2 separate regions of the Homo sapiens genome follow, and region 2 is linked to region 1. Evidence: chromatin loops called from intact Hi-C (ENCODE). Cell type or tissue: A673. All regions are shown on one strand. Each heading gives the region's core, and the rest is flanking DNA. Links, peaks and the distances in the headings are about the cores only. Region 1 overlaps NLGN4X (neuroligin 4 X-linked). Region 2 overlaps NLGN4X (neuroligin 4 X-linked).

Region 1 (11,487 bases), core at 2,899-10,898:
CCCAAGCCAGCTGATTCTGGTCCTTGGCCAGCAGATGTTTTGCTATTATTTAGATGCATGCTTTCCAGGAGAATGTAACAAAGCCCTTTAGCACAGTTGCAAGCCTTTCCCTTCCCAGGTTGAGCGTGGATTTATTCCCACTGCTGACAAAGGAAGACTTCACTTATTTATTTTTTATTATCAATGTATGCTCTGGTGGTAAAAATATATGACCTCAAATATGCTGCCTTTATTTACAATTCTTCCAGAAAATGCCTTATCACTTATTCCTCAGCAGACTCATCTTAGGAAAGACCAGCTGTTAATATCATCATCTGTTCCACCAAGAAACAATGCATTTATGCTTCATGTTTCAGGCCAGAAAGTAGTTTCCCCAATTAGCTCAATCCTAAGTAAAGGGTCATTGAGGAGTTGTTATGAGGTGCATTTTCTCCCCTTTCCCCGTTGGGCACAGTACAGATCTCATGGTGTTTGTATTCTCTACAAAATGCGGAGGCTAGCAGCTGGTTTTAGATTCAGATAGTGCATAATACAAACAGGCATTCTGCATAAACATTTCCAATTTAGAAACTATAATTTCCACTGATCTTTTTGTATTGTTGTCTTTGCAATGGGCTGGCGACAAATAGATAATATTTTTCATTTGCACCTAAGAGGTGTTTGTTCAGAACTCAAGCCGCATTAAGCTTTCTGTTGGGTGCTTGTCTTTTCAGAGTGCTGCTGACATGTGTTCATTCCAATAAATTAACTGTCCGCTCCAATCCGAATCAGCTGGTTGAAAGAAGCTACCTTGCTGTTTTTAAACTGGACTTGCTATTAGAAGAAAACAGGTGGGAACTTCCTTGCCTTCATGTCATTTTGACCCTCCATTGGTCTTAGGGAGCAATCACTAAAACCAACTGCAGAATTGGGTTAATAATGAAGTGTACCAGGTACACCCCCCATGCAACTAACTTCTCAGGTGATTTTGTTATTGCAGTTAGGAAATAAACATAAGGATGCTTATCCCAAATGGGATGTGTGATAGAATGAAGAAATTGATCTGAAGCCCAGTGGAGAAAGATGTAGGTGCGATGTTCATGGAATTAGAATATCCAGTGAGACTTGTTTAAAGGAAAACTTGTTTAAAGAAGATTTGTTTAAAGGAAAATGTGCTACGTGGACGGACGAGATGGAATAATCCTATTATCCACTTATTTCTAATTTCTCCTCTCATGTGCCTTTCACCAGAGCTAATGGTATTCTTGGTAAAGTGCTTCAACACCTTGCAGCAACAGGGATAAAATCTAGGGTGAAGAGAAGAGTTGTAAAATCTATGAACATCCAACCAGCTCTTGAGTAATGAATAACTTTTGCGTCGATATTGATGGCTTATCCTGGATTTTTGATTGCAAGGAAAAGAGACTCATCAGACAAAGGTTGCTATGCAGACAACGTGCTCCTGTCATGGGGAATTTTAGGACAACCAGGAATACTCCCTTCCCAGAGAGAACCCTCTTTCTGCATTTCCCTTCCTCTTCCTCTCTGGGGGATACAGTTTCTTCCAGATCATGTTGTCTTGCCTTTCACTTGATCCTGCTTCTACAGCGCTTCCCAATTTCACATTGTCAAATGTCTCTGCCTTCATCTATACTTGAAACACGCCCAGTCTGATTTCCCTTTTTATTTTTATTGTGGGAAGCTGCCATTGATCTATATTACTATCATCATAATAATAATCACCATCATTACTTCTACTGTCATTATTATTTTGTAAGAAAAACATTGAGTTTTTCTTGAATAGCCCACAGACTATATCAATGTAGAAGAGAATGAGAAAAAGGCCAGGCACCGTGGTTCATGCCTGTAATCCTGGCACTTTGTGAGTCCACGGTGGGCGGATCACTTGAGGTCAGGAGTTCAAGACCAGCCTAGCCAACATGGTGAAAACCCATCTCTACTAAAAAATACAAAAATTAGCCAGGCATGGTGGCGTGTCCCTGTAATCCCAGCTACTCGGGAGGCTGAAACGGGAGAATCACTTGAACGTGGGAGGCGGAGGTTGCGGTGAGCCAAGATTGCACCACTGCACTCCACCCTGGGCAACAGAATGAGAATTTGTCTAAAAAAAAGAAAAAAGAAAAGGGAAGAAAATGAGGGGAAAAAGCGTTTAATATTATACACTAAACCTAAGAAACTACTAAACCTAAGAAAGGAAAAAAAATAATAAAATGCAAAAAATGCGTGATCTGCCTCTATATTAAGATAGGAAATAAGTTAAAAAGGGTATGAAATTGAACTATTATCCCAAGTCCTATTAATTCAGGACAACTGCTACAGGGTACAATTGTGTGAACATTTGCCCATCTATGAAGAATAAAACTAGCATAGGCTCAAATTGTACACTATTTATTTGTTAAAGGGATTACTGTGGTATCTGTTCATAGTAATTATATGGTGGATTAATATAATAAAAGTCAAATTTATGCCACTATTTAATAGAAATATTGCATTATGTGGTGCTGATATTTTTGTCAATTTAAATAGGCCGTAAAACATGTCATGGTAAATGGGAGAATTAAATAAAAGGCTTTCTATGGCATCTTGGACTAGACAACAAGATGATAATCCATATGTTCTAGAAGTTTTGGCTGCAAGGTGAATGCTCATTCTATTAAATTACTTTTCATGGAAATCCAAGGTGTCAAAGCTCTGCAGAGGACAGAGGTAACTGTGAGATTTAGTTTACGTGGCTCACAAGTGAATGCCATGTTTCCTCTGAATTGTTTTTACAGTAAACACCTACATCAATAGCATAATTTTGAAGTTGAAGCCCATTGCTTCAAAATGAGAAAAGTCAAAACCATGCATTCCTCTTATTAGCTTAATATTGGAATAATATTTCCAGGGTCCATTTTAGACAATAACTGTCAGCTTGTTCTTGTATTTTAAGAAGGAAATATTAGTATTTTTTCTCCAGCATACATGGATCATAAAAGACTCACATAATTTGGAGTATTTTTGTGCAGACATGCTGTAAATTCTTCCTTGGTCACTCAAGTAATTAATTGAAAATACAAAATGTTAGCCCTCCATATTACAAACTATTTTATATATACGCCTAAATTAAGGGAGACACATCTTAAAACATTAGTTTGTACCTTGTTTCTGCTAGTGCGTAAGATACACTTAATTGAGTTTGTAAAACAATTCCCTGGGTTGGAAGAACAAAGTTAAAACTTGTTATATAATGGGTCCCACTTAGGTTTATGAGAAAATTGTGGCTAAAGGGTATAAACAGTGACCATGTATCCTGCTAAATTTCTTTTTCTCTCAGGAGCAAGCCAGCATATAGAAATTTGGATTTCAGAGGTGGGGAGGGACAGGATGAAAAATACTGCACATTTAAAACTTAAGTATATGAATATATTCACACTTAAATGTATTCCTACTTAAATATTTGATAGATCTCTAAGGTGGAATCACTCTTCCTAAATGACAACATTAAACCAAAGCTGTTGAGTTTGGAGATGGGGATCTGCCCTGTGTCTGCCGCTGAACGTTCTTTTAGTGGTATCCGAGGACAGAGGAAGGAGATTCTGAAGCAGTCAGGTAGGGAGATAACGGTTTCTTCCATTGCCCAAGTCTGGAGAAAAGGGGTTTTGTCTGTGGTCTGATGGGGACGACACAATGCATTGGGGATGGTGGGGTGATGATAATAGCCACATATTTCACAAAGTGTGTGCACTGGTCACACAGGTTAGGCAGTCCATGGACATCGCTGGTTAGGAGCAGATGTCCTGGGGTTGTTCATCTCATTCAAAGAGTGCTGCTTTTGAAAGCCAGTCCTATTTAATGCATTTTGGTGTACATTCTATAGCAATCCAAGCCTGCTTTCTCCTATGCTAAGCATTATTCACAATGTTTCCGTGGGCACCTGTATCTCCTTTGTGCTCTCTAACCTTAATCTTCTAAGTTCCATGCGCTCTCTATGTGCATTCAGGTGAGATGCAGGCACAACAAGGGTTTTAAGGCGCCATTTCAGCAAAAATGAGCACAGAGAAAAACAAATCACAAGTAAAGTAAAATCACAGGTAAAACTGAGAAACTGTTTTAAACGGGCACTCTACAAAATCTATAAGCACTCTGAATCTACTCTGTTTATGAGTGCATATATGTGTGTCTGTGTGTGTACATGATGAGTTTTAAGATTTAAAGCTATCGTTGTTCTCAAGACATGGAGAGATTAGTTTTTTTCTTCCCCAAAATGTCTACAGGGAGGCATATATTTCTCCAACAACTGTGTGTGTTAGAGAATAGTTGACAAGCACATGCTTTTAAAAGCAAAACGATATGATTGCGATCACTAGATATTTTATGTTCTAAGACTGCAACCTTGAGCAATTCATTTAATCTTCTGTACCCCACTTTCCTCGTATGTAAAATGAGACAGTCTACACCCTGGGACTGGTAAAAGGATTAAATGAGGTAATGCATATAACCTATGCAGAACAACACATTTTGATGATTATTTGAAAGTTTTAAAACAAGTCATTGCTCTGTAAATGGTTGACTCAATGCTTTTCGAAAATCTCTTAAGCATTTGTTTGAAAAGTTTGTCTGTATGTAATGCACATCCTTATGAACTGTTACATTCTTTTCTATTATTATAATTTGAAAACTGTAATTGCTCTACTAGAAATAACACCTGAAGCCCAATAACACAGGCAGCCCAAGCATGTTAGTTTGAAAGCTGTGTTCATAATGTATATCCTCATAGAAAGAGATGTTGCATAAAAACGAAGCTAATACCTGAGCCCACAAAAAATTGATTCGGCCAGTTGTACCACTGAAGCATAATAATGGTTCTAATATTCAAAATTAGGCATCGTTTGATTTCTCAGTTTTTATTGGAATTTTTAGGGTTATATTTTGGGGTGCCAGAAATACATCTCCCCATTTCCTTTCTTCTGAGTCCAAGGCCCTGTGTTTAGAGCCTGGGGCTGAGAAAGATTTTTCTTTTGGGTATCCTTCCAGCTGTGGCTGTTGGCAATTTGTCTTAGTCTCCAAAGACTCCCTATCCAGCCTGTTTAGGAACCAGTGACCTCAAGAACTAGTCTGAACCTTCACCTTTAATAAATGTCACCTGTTAATTCCAGGTAAGGTTTTCCCCTGGCTAATTTATCTCATTTTCCCTAATTCTCTTGCCTCTAGAGGAAACAGGATTATTTGTGGGTGTTCTAAGTATTTACACGGATGGTCATTTTAGAGAAGGGTAGAGTTTCCGTGGACTTTTTCCTGTATCCCCATTTCTTTCAATATAATAATGAGAATTTGCAGAGGAAGTGTCACTTTCACTTCCTTAGCATAACCTAGATTTTTTTTGAACCAGGTGGCCTGAGAGATGGGACATATGAGTACATATTCTGGAAGTTCTGAGAAAGAACAAAAGAAACAGCCCTCATATCTGGCTGCTGGAACTAGCCTGCTAATTAATGGCTAAGTCAAGGTGCATCCGGCTGCACATAAAAATAATTGAAAGAACTTCAACATCAGAAGAAGGCAGCCCACAGCCAGCACGGGATGAGACAGAAACATGAACAATTTGTAACCACTAATAACGACCCCAAATCCCCTTCTCTTCCACTGCTTATTTTTACTGAAGACAATGCTAGTCATGCTCTGGTCCTGTCACTTTCTGGCTAAAGGTTATTGACATCCCCATTATCCTGATAGCAACTAATCCAGGAACAAGTTCTTGCCCCTCTTAGCACTTCTAAAACAACCCAGTCTAAGCCCAAACCCTTGACCAGCCCGTCTGAACCCCTCTCCAAGGTAGCTCATCATTCTCCTTGTATGCCCTCCCTCTGTTGAAACAAGTTCCTAAACCCAAGCTTAACTTCAGATGCGGTTCCAGGTGGTATTTGATGACTGCGCCTAATCAGTTCTGGTACATGCAGCTATAAAATGATGCAATGTTTTTATTGTTTTTTTTTTTTTTTTTTGCTTTCTTATTATCACTATCGCCATCACCCTTGAAAAGAGGACAGTCATTAATTTCTCAAACAGATTGCTCTGCCTCCTTAATGCTTTCCTTGCATCCAGAGCCCTCTCACTCTGATACAAACTATGCTCACGGTTACTTCTAAAGTGGACAGTTCTCCATCCTTTGCAACCTAAAAGAGTTGGGGTTAGTTGAGGACCAGCAACATGTGCACCACTTTGAGAGCTCGTTGGAAATGCAGACACAGGTTCACCAAACCACAATTGAATAAGGATCTGCACTTTAAGCAGATGTCCTACATGTTCCTAAGAACGTGAATTTTTGAGAATTACTGCTAAATGTCCCAGCTACACTCATACACCAATTTGGTGCAATCATTTGGCGTCTCCCTGACTTTGGGACAAAGCCCAAACTCCCTGCCTTGCCTCTGGAGGTTTTTTATCAGCCAGTTTCTTTCTGCCTCGTATTTCGCACCTTTCTAAAAAATACCTTGTATTTTTTTACCCATGATGCAGGAGCATGGTTTCCCAACTTCCTCTGTCTTCTCACTTCAAAGGTGTGGAATTCTATCTTCCCCACAACACACCACCCACTGTCATTTTTTCTACGGAGTTGGAAAGATCTGGCTTAGGTTTCTTCAGACAGAATACGTTCCCAACCTTCCCAGACTAGGTTAAGAGCAGTGTCCAGACATTTCTTAGCACCACGTATTAGCATGGGTGCCATCTCCATCTCCAGCACCCCCTGCCTCTCCTTGCTTCTGTGTTTCTCTGCCTTCCCCTTGAGTTTTATGGTGTGAGAAGTTTTTTCTTCAATTTTAACACCAGCCCAGCACAGGGCCTGGGACAGTGGAGATATTCAGTAAAGGTTTGTTGAATGAATTAATGAATGCATATATTTTTTAGCATTCCTTGGGTTATTCACAATGAACAAGAATGCATAAAATAGTCAAAACAAGAGTGATTCTCCCTCCAGCTGAAATTTGCTAAAAATTCGACTTTGAATGCCTGAAGATGACAATAAGTATAAGTATATATGTATGTGTGTATATACATGTGTTTATATGTGTGTTTAATGCAAATGCCATTCTTAGAGATTTAAGTGCATGCATATCTATGAATATATCTATGTACATTATGTATCTGTATATATGTATGTGTGTCTAGGTGTGTGTATATTCAGTAATGGCCCTTTTCCAAGGGGGATGTGTTCAAAACTCAGTGGATACCTGAAACCACAGATAGTACCAAACCCTTTATATACTATGTATTTTATTATATGTACACACTTTTGATAAAGTTCATAAATTAGAGGCAGTAAGAGATGAACAATAACTAATAAAAGAGAACATTTATAACAATATACTGTCATAAAAGTTACGTGAGTGTGGCCTCTTTCAAAATATCTCATTGAACTGTACTCACATATTTTTACACCACAGTTGTCCACAGTACCTGAAACTGCAGAATGTGATTGCACAGATAAAGAGAACTAATGTATTTTCTATGTATATATACACACACACACACACACACACACACACACCCAGGAATATATATATGAGCACATTAAATATGTTGTGTGTGGATATACGAGTGTGTGTGCACATATATATGAGTGTGTGTATATTTATGTTTAACGGAATTGGCATCTTCAGGAATTTAAGTATGTGATATCTATGTATATATTTACATGTGTAACATATATATGCATATATGCATGTGTGCATATACAGTGTATGTAATGTATACATGCACAGTCACGCATCGCTTAACAATAGGGATCAATTCTGAGAAATGTATCGTTAGGTGATTTCATCATTGTGCAAACATCATGTAGTGTACTTACACAAACCTCGAGGTGCAGCCTACAGTACCCCTAGGCTCTATGGTATAGCCTAGTGCTTCCAGACTACAAACCTCTACAGCGTGTGACTGGAGAGAAGACCCTAGGCAACTGTAACACAATGATGAGCATTTGTGTATCTAAACATATCTAAACATAGAAAAGGCACAAGAAAAATGTTATTATAATCTCTTGAGATTGTCATCATGTTATTTGCATTTGTCCAAAATGTTATTATGCTGTGCATGACTCTATACATAATGCATATATAGGATATGTACATGTATATACATATATAATGTACACATAAATGTACATATATGTGTATGTGTGTCTATGTATTTCTCCTGTGTGCCTTCACAACACGATTGAGACAAACAACATCTGAAGAATTTAGGAGTTCACATATGTCAGAGAGTCCAAGTCCTTGCTATCTTTCTTTATCTGATACTTAGCTAGGATTATCACAACATGCAGGGCCTTGGCTTACAAGTGTTTGCCATATAACTTCTTGGTGAAAAGATTTTGGCTATGAGGATATACTATCCTGTTATCCATCAAGTTCTCCTGTCGAATAGGGGCTAGTTTCCTCTGAACATATTCCATTATGAAAGGGGAGCAATGCAGGTGCGTGCCCCTTAGGGCTACTGCGAATGTCAAATAAGATCGTGATGGTTGGATGCACAGGAAGGAATTGACAAATGAGCTCCCATTGGTATGATAGTGATTTTCTGCCTCTTGAGTTTCATTCGGTAGAATTTCTTGCTGTCACTTGCAGGCTTACTCACCTAAGGCTATTTGAAAGTGTTTTGTTGACCACAAATCAAAACACAGTGACGCAAGAAGGCACAGTGGTAGAAATAACAAATCCAAACACTCCGTTTCAGACAGTGTCACCTGAGGAGCTTCACCAAACAGGGCTTGGTTTTCCAAAATCAGGCCAGCAGAGCCTCCTCAACTGTGCAGCTGGCCAAAGCTAAAGAAACTATCCCATTACCAAATGTATTTATCTATTTGTAGCCTATGTCAGGCGCATCACTTAGTTTTTACAAAGAAAAAGACATTCAAAGAACAACAAAAGTAAATAAAACACGCCACCTACCAAGAAAGAATGGACGCATAATTATTTGCACAAAGCATTAGAAAATACTGTGATATTTTATTATTAAAAATGCTGCTGAAAAGTTTATACATATGTGTCCGGCCATATATATCTTCTATCATTACTTAAGGCAAAATAAAAAACAAAACTGCAAAATAATAACCCAAGGAACCATTAAACCCTGCGTGCCTTTGAAGATCAAGAGTAAAAGCCTAGGACAGGATTTTTTTTTTTCTTACTTTTTTCTCATTTTTTTTCTTTTTTCTCTTTTTTATAGATAGCAAGTATATTTTTTCTCATAGAACTCTATGAAGATTCTATAACTTCTTTCCATGTAGAAATAAGATATCATTTAAGATGTACTAAAATCACTTTTGATCATAATCCCCTGTAAAAGCTAAAGTTATTCACTTAACAGGAACTCTGTTTTTCCTTATTCAAATGTCACAAGCCTGACGCGTTACTGTACATATTGCTAGCAGGAGACAACTGGAAATACTAAACAAATACTGGAATTCACATTACAGACAGACGAAACCAACATGGATGCCACACATAACTTCCTTTGTAGTTTCACAGAGAGCCTATTTGTGGTTGCTCAGGTGGGGTCATACATTGCTTGCAGAAATGGCCTGATCATAGCTCTATGAAACAATGAATTCGGAATGAAATCTTACCATGACACCTCTCTGTAGGAAAGAAATGTTGCTTCACGTGTGCTAAGTTGAGATAATAATATTTCACATATTTATATACAGAGAATCACTCTCAAATTTAACCCAAGATAAGCAATAGGATTTGGGGGTGACTTGTACGCATTTCTAAAAACACTTTTCTTTTTTCTAGAGGTCACTCTCAAACACTGATATATCACTATAGTTTGAGTGTAGGGATTCAGTAATCAAAGGTTGTTATTGCAAAAGAGCCAGGCAGCTGGACAATTTTTATGGGGAATGTCCACTTTAGCGGAGAGATTTAAGACTGGATTTCTAGAATAACCCACAATGGAGCCGAGGAACATGATCTTCAAATATCTTTGGCTACTGTTTCTTGGTAATGCAATAATTTTTCAAAAAAGTATCCATTGCTACTATGTTTCCTTCCACCTTATAACACTCAAAACTTTCCTGAAAAATGAGAAGAGAAATGAAAAAATGACAAGCTGTTGGAAAGACAAATCTCTGATCCCTAGGTCACCAATTTAAAATGGGTGAATAATTTCCATTCAATGTCTTCTCAGTGAAGTTATCCTAATTTCCCAGAAAACCCATGCAAAGCAGTTTTAATATTCTATCCTTTCTTCCCCCATTCTTCTATAATATTCACCGTTTGGTGACCGGATACACAAATCCACAAAAAGTGATGTTTTCAGACAATCATATGTTTGATCCCATAAATGATATAAAAGATTTTTAAAAACCTGCTTACTGATAAATAAGGGACCGAGTGCTTAAACAAAAAGGAAAGACACATGTCTTCCTTCAATCTGATTAGCTAAGCTGAGCAGGTACTTCATCGGCCAAACCCTCCCGCAGCTGCTAGGGAACACAGAGCCGTATTTACTCCAAGGGGCATAGCCCCACCAAAGGCAAGCTTTCTTCTTTTTTTGGCAGGGCCCTGAAATGGGAAGCAACTCTTCCTAAACATATTCAAAGGGCCAGAGCTACAGAACGGGACTTGTATTTTTGTTTCTCCCTACTGATTCTTTGTGTGTGCATGTCTCTAATTTAACAAGCTGTAAATACACTCCACTTTGGGGACCCATCTCTGTACTGCAATTTCATGAAGGCTAACACGTACAAGTCAAAAGTTTTTCAAAACAGTGGTCTCCTAAGAATGCTCTTGCATGCACCTGTGCAACCTGACGGGGGAAATAGGCCACACAGACCGTCTGGGTCTTCTGTGGGACATCACATCCTCCTACAAATGAGAATCTCATGTAAGAAAATCCCATGTCTTTGTTTACCACAAGTAATTAAGAAGAAAAGCCTCTTTTGTTGGGGAGGAAACAGAGGTGATATGACTAATGTGTGTGTGTGTGTGTATATATATATATATTTATATACGTACAGAGCACAATGAAAAGCACAACCTTGCTAAAAGCTCTTTCAAAGTGAAAACACCAATAAAAGCTTTTTTTCTTGTTTGTCTGTTTGTGGTTTTTGTTTAAACTCACAGCTATATACATTTTTCTTTTTTACAAAGTCTCTTAAATATAGTTCAGGCTGGCAAAACACCTCTTTGCACAGAACCGTACAGATTTCGCTGCACAGTCCATTCTTTTAATAATAAATTTCTACGTTTCCTTCTCTCTGGATTACAGCTCCATGTGCTGGGCAAAATCTCATTGACTCTTTCTTCACTTAAGGAGAGCCATCCATTGTGTGGCACAGAAAGAAATGTTTAAACTTCCATTGTAATTAAAAAATATCAAGTGTCCTTGGCTGAGTTTCAGAAGTGTCAGCTGCTTCCATGACGTTGGAAACACCCGGGGCCTTGAAATGGTGATGTCCTATCACACTAAACATCGATTGGAGTGGTAGAGATCTTAAAGCAG
Region 2 (8,000 bases), core at 1-8,000, 48 kb after region 1:
GTAATTACAAACCAGAGTGATGGATGAGTTTCCACTCACCTAAGGAGAACACAGGCTAAATGTTTAACAAAGAGCTATATACCTGAACATTTACAAAGGTACCAAACGCTCTCTCTCAACAGAAAAAAAAATTCTTCTACGTTAAATATAATGATTGGAACAGATCAATGAAGAAATTACAATAGACAAAATAAATATATTCGATCACCTAAGGGAATATATTTCAAATAGGAGATTATAATAAGAAGTAAAAGAGAACTTGGTAAATATAGTAGGTATAGAATAAATAATAGTAAAGATGAACAAGAACCTAATAGTTAAGATAAATCATAGAATGAATTACCAAATTGGAAGATCAGATGGAAGAAATTCCCAGAAAGCATCAGGAAAGAATAAAGGAGAGAAAGGCATCCTTGGAAAAATGGATGACTTTGTTAGAGATACCAGGATCAGGTAACAGAAAGAGAAAAAAAAATACAGAGGAAGAACTAAGTTGATGAAAGAATGAAAATACACTTGAAACAAACAAAAAGAACAAAAACCTTATTTTGAATGGGCTCAAAGAGTGCCCTGAATAGATATATTACTAAGAAATTTAAGAACATCAAAGACAAACAGAAAATTCTAATAGCCTTCAGAGAGAAAAATGGGTGAGCTATGAATGAATAGGAATCAGATTGACATCAAACTTCCCAGTCATAGCACAAGACATTAGCAGACACAGGAGTCATATTTGAAAGTTTGAAGAAAAATAACTCTGAATTTAAAAAAATTTAATACTATAGGCCAAGTTAAAAAAAAAGATCAAAAAGAGATTCAATCATTTTGCTAAGCAAAGATTTAAAGACTGAAAATTATCTTTGAGAAAATACTTATCAAAGAATATAACTAATTTGGTAAGAATTCTGAAAAATATATGAAATGCAAGCACAACCAATAACTATAATTTCTATTTGGCTAAAATGGGTAGAAAAAGGAAGACAAAAATCATATATGGATAATAGCCCAGAACTTAAATTCTTGGAAATATCTACTTAAATAGCACTAGGGGTGGGACTAAAAAAGATGCATGTTTGAAAAAAGTTTATCTTGTTAGAAATTCCCAGATCTGTCAATGAATTCCTTGATGTATTCTATATATTTTTGATTTTCATATAGAAATTGAACAAAATTGGTATAAACCAATATTATGTTGTTAAATTTATAAAAACAACTGGGAAAAATAAACAGCATTCCCTGTGATCAGTTATGGTTAACCATAGTAAGGATAAAAAATAGATAACAGAGTTTTAAATAACTATGTATTTAAATATCTATTAAATGACAGGTAGAAACTTATGTTTTCAAAAACAAAATGTACAGTTACGCTTATCCTGAAGTAACTAAATTGAACATATAAAACAAGATGGCAGAAATAAGCATCGGTAAAATTAACGTTCAACAAACATAAATGGTTTAAACTCATGAATTTAAAAAAATTTCCAGACAATCTCATGTTTGTAACAAAACCTAAGATGAAGAATGCATCCAACTCAAGAGACAAATTTAAACCCAAAAGATATAGAAAGACTAAAATTATCAAGAATATAAAAAATGCAAGCATAAATAAGACCTAAAATGCTGATATGGAAATCCTAATAGCTCAAAAACTAGAACATAGGAACATAATATTATAAGAAGAAGAAAGATGTCTATGCCTCTTGACCAAAATTCCCCCATGAACCCAACTTCCAGTCCCTGACAACCATGAGTCTACTCTCTGTTTCTCTGAGTTTGACTTCTTTAGATTCCACATATAATTGAGATCATGCAGTGTTTACCTTTCTGTGCCTGGCTTATTTCACTTAACATAATGTCCTCCAGGTACATCCATCTTGTCACAAATTACATGAATTCCTTCTTATTTCCTTCTTTTTTAAGGCTGAAGAATAGTTCATTGTGTGTGCTTATATATTCACAATATACATCTCAAGTATAACACAGATATGATGAAAATATTAGGTCAAACTTTACATAAAACAGAGAAAACCCCTTGTTTAAAGCATAAGAATAAATACATATGAAAACCTGTAACAATCTGACGATGTTGTAAGATAGAAAGAAAGCTTCCATAAGACTCGAATGATCAATATGACAGGAATTCACCCTATGAATCTAATGTGGTAAAATCAGAAGTTAGTGCAAATAATTAGATTTTAAAAATCTATATGTTGTGATATATTCATCCCTACAGCACCCAGAAAGGAATGCAGCCCTGCCAATCTCTTGATTTCAGCCATGGGAGACCCTAAGAAGAGGACCAAGCTAGGCTCCACTGCACCAGGATTTCTGACCTACAGATCCCTGATGTAATAAATGGCTATTCGTTTATGCTGCTAAATTTCTCATAATTTGTTATGACAGTTTAGCAAAATGTATATAGCAGACAGACAAATGCAGAAAGGGAACATAATAGAGTGATAACAGACATGTGCAGACATACAAACATGTTTTTCTTCATATATACAAGAAGTCAATATGTAATGTAGTCCACAAATCAAGGAGGAAATAAATGATGGTTTTAAGTACAACAAAGAAATAATCTGTCCAAGGTGGACTGAATGGCAAGTCTACCACCTATTAATGAATGAATAATTTGTGTTTTTATATGAACTCTCCCAGAAAGCATAAACAAATGTTCTCTTACTCTTTCTACACAGCTACTATTAGTCGATGCTAAAACCAGGGAAGCTCAACAAAGAAAAATTATAGTCTATCTTGTTTTGTACAGAGATAGAAAAAAATGATTAATATCTAACAACAAATACAAAAACAGTATTAAAGAAGATACTGAATATCAAGCTAAGTTTAACATTTGAAAGTTAAGTTATTTAATTTGCTACATGAAAAAATTAAATGCAAAGCAAGGATAATCTTACAAGATAAAGAAAAATGCCTTGAACCAATTTATGATTGTATGTTATCAAATTAAGGAAAGAAATAAACATTTCTTTATCTGAAAATGGTAGTTTATTTATATCTTACTTCAAACATTATACATAATGATACAACATTGGAAGCCTTTTGTCTAAAGAGAGAACAAATCAAAGACAGCTAATTTCATTTCTATTCAATTTTGGATTCAGTGCAGTGAATGCAGAGAGGACAGGGAACTCTGATACTGTTCTTGGGTGAATAAAACTGTCCAACCACTTAAACAGTTTTTAACCTGAGAGTGTATATCCAAATATGCACATAAAATATGGTCCAGTAAATACATTTCTAGTTGGAGAAACTTCTGCATTTTTTTTCAACAAGAGACACGCACAGAATCCTAATAGCTGAACTCTTTACATAAGGCCAATTCAAATTTCCAGCTTCTGAAAGAGTTAAATATCTTGTGGTATAACCATCGGGTGAGGTTCCATATATCAGTGAACACAAATAAACTACAGCTCCAAGCATCTTCATGGTTAAAATCAAAAACATACTATTCAATGAAAAGGGAAATGCCAGGTCAAGAAGAACATAGGATGATCCTATTTATAAAAGATCAAAAGCAGAGCGAACAATATATTCTTTGGGTTATGCTGGTCATGACAATTTTGCAGAAATAAAACTTAATAAAAGAAGGAAATAATGAATCAGATTCACAAAAGTGGTTATCCTTAGGACAGGTCCAAAGAAATACAATTTATAAAAGGAACTGAGGGGAATCCCAAAATCTTCGTGTTCTAATCTTAATTTGTGCACAGAAGGATGTTCATTTAATTCTTCACATCCATGTTATGAAACATTATCTGATAAGAAAAAACAAAAATAAATGATTAAAATTGTCTATGGAAGTTGGAAGCAGAACTGCACAAAACAGCTTGAGGTATAAAAAAATGATACATCCTTGCAGTAATTTTAGGTAAAATCCAGCAGTTTAACAACGGGAGTGATTACTAACCTTAAAATTTCTAATCCTACGAAACCCAGGAATTTAAGTTTGTGGTCAAATACCAGATAAACATTAAAATAATTGTTTATCTGGAATGAAGAAAATTATACGTGTTCTAATTTTTCCCAGTCTTGTGCTAAGAGATCTTTCATTAACTGGAACAAATTAATCTAAATAATTAAGTCTCAATATTTATAAAGGCATTTTATTAAAATGGTTTTTAAAACTAATGTTCTACCATTCTCAGTTGCTGTGCCTGGAGAAATTATTACTGATTATAAATTTTACTGGTGGTTTCCAGACAGGAATGAACACGTGGGAGTTGTTTTGCAAGAAAGTTCCCAGCTACGTCCCCTGAGAGTTCTGATGTATTGGCTATGTTACTGGAATTGGTACATAGTAATTACTCAAATTGCACGCACAGCTAAGAGACGTGATAAAGCTTCTAAAGGAGTTCCCTCGTGTATACAAAACTATTTTAACAGCAGCACACATTATTTTAACACAGAGAAGCAAAACTCTTTTTCAAAAGAGAACTGCCTTTCAGAGAATTATTTGTTAAATCACGAGTGGCAGAGGGTGAAATCCAAAAACAAGAAGTGATGGTGAATCTGCTCTAGCCGATCAGTGGAGCTGAGAGTTGTAGCATCCAGAAGAATATTTCATGTTAGGATAGCCAAAAGGTAGTCAGCAAAAGGGCGAGATGTTTAATTTAAAAGGTTTATTTTTCCCTCTTATCCCATAGGATAAAATGCCCCCAAGTTTCTCCCCAAATCCTCAGTTAAATCTAATAAACACCTCTCTCTCTCTCTTACACATAGTTGAATGAATTTTTTTTTTAAGCAGGGTCTCACTCTGTTGCCCAGGCTGGAGTGTAGTGGCATGATCACAGCTCACTGCAGCCTCAAACTCCTGGGATCAGGTATCCTCCAGCCTCAGCCTCCCAAGCAGCCAGGACTACAGGCAGGTGGTACCACACCCAGCTAATTTTTTTCTATTTTTTGTAGAGACAGGATTTAACCATTTGGCCAGGCTGGTCTTGAACACCTGGGCTCAAGCGATCCTCCCACTTCGACCTCCCAAAGTGCCTAACCTTGAGTGGATTTCTGAATTGAGAAGTGACCCAGTCTTTCATGTTGATATCTGAGGTGGAAAACACATCATCTATAAAGGACAATAGGTAAGACGGGCTCCAAAAATAACCATATTAACCTGAGTCATCACCCATCCTCTGAAAGTAATCGGCGGACATGTTTGGACAGGGTTTGGACTTCCAGAGCGACTAAAGTTCACATTTGAGTCTAGATTATTTCTTTATTTACCTTATTTCTTTATTACATTCATTATGAGGATGCCAATTCCATAGTCAGGGATTCCAGAAGCAGGGATCTGGGATGCTTTTGCTTACGGCTGCCTCCAGGAACCCAAAATGGTCCCTGGTGCACTGCTGGTACAAGTAACTATTGGTTGGATGAACACATTTTCAGGGATAGGGAAACCCACATTATCTCAACATAATACAATTTTGTGGCTGGAAATATCACAATTCCAACCACATGTATTTCACCCTGAAGTCTGTACAAACAGAGATTATGGATGAAAGTTTCAACATCTTGTTCTCTAATGGTTGCATCCTTTTTTCCCAAAAATACGTTGGAGATTTTGTCCAAGTCTGTGGTGTCCATAGTGGCTGCAGGGCTGCAAACACCACATCTACCCTACGGGACTAAGAGACTCAAATCCCCAACTTTAGAATAGGGATAGGTTTTGTATTCAGATTTGTAATTGGGTAGGGTCAGGGTTTGGGTTCAAGTTCAGGTTTGGGTAACGATTCAGAACAAAAAAGATTTTGAGTGTGTGTATACATTTTAGTCCAGGCTGGGATCTCACAGTCAGGAGTCAAGGAGAAAAATAAAGATCAAAGGTCAAGGGTTAGGATAGCTTTCAGGTATGGAGGAAGGTTCATGTTAGGATTTGGGTTCAAGTTCAGGTTGTGGTATGGTTAGATCACTAATTGAATGTCAGGGTAGGAGCAAAGTTCAATGTTATGATCAAGGGATTATATTCATTATTAGGGACAGTGATCAAAAGTCAAGATTAGGATCAAAGGCCATGGGTCGGAGAATTTGGGGGATGCCTTCAGTGTTCAGATCAGGGGTCAAGAGTCAAGGGCTACTGGCAAAAGTTAAGGGTAAGTTCAAAGGTTTACATTAAAGTTAGATTAGGTGTTCGGTTGGCTTTGCTTTTGAGTTTAGAATTGAGTTCTTTTTCAAAGTTGGGTAGGATTAGGTTTCATATCCAGTCACTAGTTAGGGTTTGGGTTCAAATTTGGGTTCAATTTCTCATTCTCTGTTCAGGGTTATGGGTTAACTCAACGGTCAAGAAGCAATGGTCAAAGGCCATGGGTTAGTTTAAAGCGTTCAATTCTGTTTAGGGTCAGTATTAGGTTTAGAGTTAGAACACTACATGGGACCCTTATCACTTTCACCTTTATGATAGAAAATCATAATCAGAAAAACACAAGGAGAAGGGAAAACTTAATAATCTATGCATATTTTTAGGAGACATAACAGTTGAAATATATCAGTAATTAATAATTATTATAATAAGCTTCAATGTGGCACAGGGATATTTTTAGCACAAAAGATATTAACCCTAGACAATCCCAATCTGAGCTACAGAGATTATGTGTGTTTGTATTTGTGTGTGTGCGTGTGTGTGTGTGTGTGTGTGTGTGTGTACTTCATACCACTGATGTCGAAGCTTGGTTTTGCATTATCCAGCTCACTCATGTGGAGACACTATTGGATGAGGATGGATGCATGTCACAGATTTAGCCACCTCTACGAATGGGAAACATATAGATTGAAGATAGTTCCCAGCAGACATTCCATCTGCATGGAGAAGGGAACAGAAAGAGGAGTACCTCAGCCATAGAGCTCTGGGGGTTTGCAGGATGGGAACAGTCTGATAGGAAATTTGTAAAACACTGCATGTGGAGGGAGGGAGAATGCAAACATATTTAATATAATAAATGTCTAAATGCTTAAATTTTGGAAGTGGAAAAATAGAGAGATGGTGAAAAATCAAATCACTCAGATGGGGCAAACACACACACACAGAAGCAGATGCACACACACACATACACATCTCTTTGGCTCCAAGTGGTCTGGTTTAGGGTTAATGCTAATGTGCACTCTTAGCTACAAAGAGGACATGACATTTGAATTCCATCAAATAAATTGGCTGAATTACTATATTATAAAGTGTCCATTCCATGATTCCTTTTCTGCTCAAAAAAAATGTTTTACTAACCCTTCCCATTCTAAACTGATTTTATGGTTCATATCTTTCCATATTTTTGTCTTATAAAAATATGTGTAAGATATTAAGCTTTCCCTTTTCCAAGCATCTTTCAAATTATGATTTTCAGTCATAACAAAGAAAAGAGATAAGGGTCCCATGTAGTATTCTCAGTTCCCAGTTATGTTCCAGAATTAAAATAACACAAGAAAAAAATAAAAATGTCAGGAAGAAACACCTAAAATAATGTGGTTTACTTAGCAACACTAAGTCTTCAGGATGTGGTGTATCCGCAAATTGCCCTATTTTTAACTACCTGGAGGTTCTTTCTGCGTAGATGTTAATTTTTTAAACTATTTTCTGGACCTAAATGTCTTGCCAAGGTAAAACAGCATTTAAATACTGATGAGAGCCCAGACTCACCTGAGAATGGGCAAGAACGTGTGGAAAAATACAAAATGTCATCTCATCACTTTTAGTGCCTCAGCTCAGCCATCTGCAAGGCTACTGAGATCACACTGTTGCATATTAAATATGCTGGGATACATTATTTCTCATGCATTTCTTATCCAGTACTAGAAACCACATTTCATCACGGAAAAAAAAAAAGAAAACAAAAACTAATTTCTGATACTGGCTTATTGAAATAAAGCCATTATTTTCCAGGACTAAATCAGTGCCTATAACTTTATTTTAAATGTATACTATCCCTTAAACCACTGGCAGATTTAAAAGACACTTCATATCTTATAACTACATTTTTCTTAAAATTTGT

What was found. A loop is a pair of places that touch in the nucleus more often than their neighbours do. Peaks named below come from ENCODE experiments on the same cell type or tissue, not always from the same donor. Only the 100,000 strongest peaks of a DNase experiment are listed, where the experiment ranks them.
Region 2: it touches region 1 in a loop (5-fold over the local background); 1 of 110 quality-filtered maps calls a loop at or near these places.

The regions. Positions count from the first base shown.
Region 1 is chrX:5,881,075-5,892,561 of GRCh38, forward strand. NLGN4X (neuroligin 4 X-linked) reads right to left here. Exons shown (of 6, transcript NM_181332.3): 6 at 8,968-11,487. Among named protein-coding and RNA genes, the nearest start is that of LINC03070, 160 kb to the left of the region's middle. In A673, for the core only: no CTCF peak of the experiment used is centred there; no DNase peak of the experiment used is centred there.
Region 2 is chrX:5,932,333-5,940,332 of GRCh38, forward strand. The region is part of intron 3 of NLGN4X (neuroligin 4 X-linked); the gene reads right to left. Among named protein-coding and RNA genes, the nearest start is that of LINC03070, 210 kb to the left of the region's middle. In A673, for the core only: no CTCF peak of the experiment used is centred there; a DNase peak (open chromatin) is centred at 4,279; H3K27ac peaks cover 762 bases.